Regions from separate parts of the Homo sapiens genome. Here region 1 is linked to region 2. Evidence: read pairs that join two places in POLR2A ChIA-PET (ENCODE). Cell type or tissue: OCI-LY7. All regions are shown on one strand. Region 1 overlaps SGCD (sarcoglycan delta). Region 2 has its middle 30 kb from the start of PPP1R2B.

Region 1 (2,500 bases), 120 kb before region 2:
ATGAATTGACTATGGTTTTTCTTGAGGACATTAAATAGATTCAATCCTCAATTCTTAATGCTTTTATGAGAAGATATAACACACAAAAAATCAGATAGGTAGACTCAGAAAATCCATAGAACCAACTCAGTCTTATATTGTCAGATTATATTAGGGTTGCTTCTGTGATTTGAATCTCACAGACTTAAATGATGTTGCTCCCCTGTTTGCCTTGTATGTAAGAATGAGGCTTATGCAGGTAAAGTTCTTATCAATCAGTTGAAATTGCCTCATCCTTCTCTGGGTCTATATGCATTTATGCTGGTATTACAGGATGCAATTGATAATAAAATGTTGACTTAGTACTTTAACTATTGTTTACAACAGTGTTTAAGGGCTGGGTGACTAAAATTTGCTTCATTCATGCCACTGTGCCCTCTGCTTGGGGTTAATTTTCTACTCCTAAACATGGAGGCCTACATTTCTAGTCTTCCTTAACAAGTCCTTATTGCTCAGTTTAATATTCTTCTCTTTATGAACTCTTTTACCCTTTTATTATAAATTCTACCTGGGCATCAAGTTAATGGTACAGCCAAAATGTGGATACTTTTCCTCCCAAGCCATCCTCAAACATACTCAGGGCGGGGAAGCGTACTGAAACTCATCCTAATAAAACCAAAACCAAAAGAATCTAACTTTCTTTGGAAAATGAATCTCAATAAAAAGCAGTATGATTTTTGCTTTTTATTCATCAGGAAGCTGCCAAGTCAAATGGCTTTATACAGCTTCTTTTTCTTATGTGGCAATAGTTATATTTGAGGGGAAATTAAATATCCAAGTTTTAATAAAATGAGACTTTAATATTTTAATTTATATTTTTTGTTACCCTTCTTACTATGAGTGGGAGACAATTCTCATGGGCCTCTTGTATTTCTGCATGTCTTTTGAGTGAGGCATTAGCTGTCCTTTGTTTTAAACTATCTTCTCAATGATGTTGAAATGGTGAACAGCTTTAAAATATATAGTGTTTCCCTCCAGAGCAAAGTGCAGCCATGCTTATTGCCCAGTGTAATGAAAATTACTATCTCCCTCCAGAGCAAAAGCCAGTAAAGTTACTGCCCATTAAAAAAGATTTGGTCTCCCTAAGCTCTGGGTTCTGCTCCTATAATATAAGCCACTGCATTTTTAGGCATCCATCTGGGCACATTTGTGTTTACCCCCACCCATGGGATTGGGGCAAGGGAAATTGACTCTGACATGATGTTGCTTGCAATGCTTGCTATGCCGCCAGTAATAAAGTCCCTTGTTTCTGACCTGGAAGTCTCATGTCTCCTGCTAGCATCCATGAAACTGTGTCAGGCTACCTTGTTAGCTTGCAAGGAGGATGAAATCTTAGATTCTTCACAGTTATTGCTAACTATGAAAAACATACTTTTAAATACCGTTAAAACAAGAGAAAATAAAACAGATTTAGAATCTATAGTGGGTGCTTCTGGAACATGAAACATATGCCTCAGAGTTTGCCCATACTTTTCTTTTATTTATTTCTTTTTTTTTTTTTCTTTTTTACTTAAGCTATCCCTCTGCCTGGAATTTCCTTCCTACCACACGTTTATCTAAGTCATTCAACACTGGCATTTGGAAAGCTTTTTGAATAGCATTACTTTTAACATGCATTTAAAAGATCAATGGCTCATGATGTGAAAACTGATTGAAATAAAGGGATTTATCCTTAGTTACAATTTTATACCATGCTAGGCAACGCTTTTACTAAGAAATGAATCATTTATTCTTTTACTTGAACATTTATTATGTACCTAGCTTGTGCCAGGTAGTGTGTTGAACCTTGAGGATACAGAGATAAGAAATTCTCCATTTGATGAAGCCCAGGAGCAAATGAATATAAAATAACAATATAATTATGTGAAAAGTTCTGTGACAATATAGATCTTATAATTTTCTCCCACCATGTATTAATGCCTTCCAGAGAGCAAGAGGTGGAGCCCCACAAACCATGGCTTTGAGCTGCTTTTGTGGCTCAGTGTGTAATGTTGTGGTACCCTATGACTTTTAACCTGCCATACCTTCTTGTTTCATTGTCATATACCACTGAGGGAGGAATGAACCACCATATAGACACTTATCAGTGAGAACTCTGGTTGCAAGTGAAGGAACACTGAAATCAAGTGGACTCTTAAAAGGGTGGTGGAAGGTAACATTTGGCTCACATCACTGAAATATGATGTGAGAAGCAAATATTTTGATATTGAATGTCCAGACACTTTTGGATCCAGGCATTTAAATGATGTCATTGAAATTCCACTTTACTCTTTCCTTTCCCAAGTTCCGTTTTCCCTCCTGTGGCTTCCATTCTCAGGAAGGCTCTTGCATAGTTCTGTCCAGATATCCGCCAGGCTTCTATCCTATCATTTCATTCATCTCTGAAAGAAAGAGAAATAATCTCAACAATTCCAATAAAAATTCTGGTCATAAGTCCCAGTCACGTGACTTGGATCACATG
Region 2 (2,500 bases):
CTCCATAGCATTGACCACTAATCTGGTATTCTATACCTTACTTCCTTATCTGGATCATCACCTGTATCCCTCTAATACAAACTGAGCTCTATCAGGGCAAGGATTCTTGTCTGCCTTGTTCACTCCTGTAGCCAAAGCAGGAGTAAGAGTGCCTGGACATACTAGGCTCCCAATGAACACTTAATAACAGAGGAAGAGAGGCAGTGAGTGATCATTGAGTACTACGCTGGGAACCACAGCTTTGCTGGCACTAAAATGAAGAAGAGATGAACAGAGGGAGGTGTATTTCCTATGGCCACCCATCCATCTGCCTGGCAGGGACTAGGTGGAAAGAAGAAACTGCTGTCAAGGCATGTCCCGTTATATGTCAGATCCCTCCACACACTACCACCTTGCAGCAAGAAAAACGCCTGGAAGCCAACTAGACAAGTGGCAGGGTTTGAAGGATAAGAGCCCCTATGGCTGGGAAACTGCTGATGTGAGAAAGAAAGCATAATTATACTCACATTTGCAACAGGTAATGGAGCACCATGAGCAACTTAAATACTGACATTTTATTATAGCCTTAAGAGAGAACATAAAAACCTTCAGAAAGAATAACTAAATGTGGCATTTGGTATTTGCCACATCATTTGTGTTAATCATAGAACATTTCTCAGGGGAGGAGCCCCTAACATTTCTTATATGTAAATATATACTTCATATATAAGTGTCTTTATGAGAATATCATCTGTGAAAAGCAAATCATCCAACAAATATTTACTGAGCAGTCTTCTGTGCACCAGGCACTGTGCTAGTCCCTGGGAAAATGACTCACAATAAGATGATGCCCTTATGAAACTTACGTTCTAATAAAGAAGCCCAGCACTAAACAAGACACCCAAACCACAAAGACAGTCATTTCAGACAGTGACTTGTGATGCAAAAGAAACAAATTTGGGGGTCTGGAGATTCCTACTTGAGGATGGGCATGGAGGAAGGCAGAGCAGACACCACTGGGGCCTCCTTGTCCCTCTGACGTCCCTTGGCCATGCACGGCAGCTGCTTGCTCCTCACAATGTGATCCTCAGAACATCAGCAAGGGCATCATCTGGGAGCTTCTAAGAGCCGCAGCATCTCAGGCCTCCTAACAGAACTCTTTAACCAATCTGCATTTTAACAAGATCCCCAGGGTTTGTGAGCACACTAAAGTTTGAAAACTACTCTTCAGGACTGTTTCTAACTGCCCGTATTTGCATATTCCCACTGCTCTTTCTGCATAACGAGGAGCAATCAGAAGTGCTCTCTCCCTCCCCAAGGATCCAGTACCAGTGGAGGGGGTATGTAAATGTTCAAGTCCCTCAGCACTCATAGGGGTAACCCAGAGGCAGCATTTTATGCCTTTCCCAGAGCTTCCCACAGGATGAAGCTTGGTGGCCTGCGGTGGTGGCTGGTGCCTCTTGCCACTGATTTCCCCTGCTACTGCCTTCTGTGCCTCCCAAGCCACCTGCTGCCATCTGCTTGCTTGTCTCAGGGTGCTCCGAGGGGAACGTGAGTAAGACAGGGGCCTCTCTGAAGATGTGAGCTGAGAACTGAAGAATGAAAGAAGCCACCTGGTGAAGAGCTAGGAGAGGGAACAGTCAGTGGAAAGGCGCTGAGGCTGGGAAAAACTGCAGTGCTCAAGGACCAGAATGGAGATCAGAGGCAGGAGCACAGTGGGGAGTCCTGTTGGGGGTGGATACAGAAGTGCAAGAGTAGAGAAGGGAAGAGTAGACATTGATTGCACTAATGCAGTGAGGTGATTGTGGCTTAGACATGTCAGTTGGGAGCACAAGGACCAGAGGCAGGTGGAAGAATGTTGACCTGTTGTAAAGCCAGAGGTGAAAAACAAACTGTGCAAAATATTCACACACACTCAGCAAGCTTTGGATGACTGCGTAAAATTAAACAAACCCTCCAGTCGTACCTGTCTCTATACTAGGGATGCATAAGCTAATGGCTACACCCCAAAAGTCTGTTCCTTAGGTTAAAATGCCCAGCACTCAGTAACATTTCCTTCTCTAAAAATCTAGAAAATGTTCGAAGAGAAGTTAACTGTTAGGGCTCAGAAAACAACACTTCAAAATGAAGGCCCCAGAAGTAAAAGGTTTTCTTCTGACCTTCTTCTGCTCTTCTGTCTCTCAGTCCCATTCTCCCCTGAGGCTAGCCATAGGCACTAGAATCCCTCTTCCCAAGGCTGGTCATAGAAACCAGAACCCTCTTTTATTCCCTGAAGACAACCATAAAGCCTAAAAATATCACTCTATTTTTCCTCTGCCTTTCTGTGCAAAAACTGGCCGTAAAGACATGATCTGGCCTACCTTGTTTGACTGTAGGTCATATAACCCCATTCCACAGGGGGTTCCACCCCGTACCCAGAAGGACGGAATGCTGCACAGACAGAATCTGATAGACAAGAATCTAGACAAACAGGCCTTGCTGGGTTTCCCCACTCTATTAGCAGTAGATTATACATTTTTGT

What was found. ChIA-PET counts read pairs that join two places held together with the same protein. Peaks named below come from ENCODE experiments on the same cell type or tissue, not always from the same donor. Only the 100,000 strongest peaks of a DNase experiment are listed, where the experiment ranks them.
Region 1: POLR2A ChIA-PET joins it to region 2 with 9 read pairs; 2 of 35 experiments call an interaction of 5 or more read pairs at or near these places.

Annotation. Positions count from the first base shown.
Region 1 is chr5:156,701,856-156,704,355 of GRCh38, forward strand. The region is part of intron 7 of SGCD (sarcoglycan delta); the gene reads left to right. LOC105377673 (a long non-coding RNA gene) reads right to left here. Exons shown (of 5, transcript XR_007059015.1): 5 at 2,343-2,420. Among named protein-coding and RNA genes, the nearest start is that of PPP1R2B, 150 kb to the right of the region's middle. In OCI-LY7, no CTCF peak of the experiment used is centred here; no DNase peak of the experiment used is centred here.
Region 2 is chr5:156,818,875-156,821,374 of GRCh38, forward strand. No RefSeq gene overlaps it. Among named protein-coding and RNA genes, the nearest start is that of PPP1R2B, 30 kb to the right of the region's middle. In OCI-LY7, no CTCF peak of the experiment used is centred here; a DNase peak (open chromatin) is centred at 1,507; H3K27ac peaks cover 1,482 bases.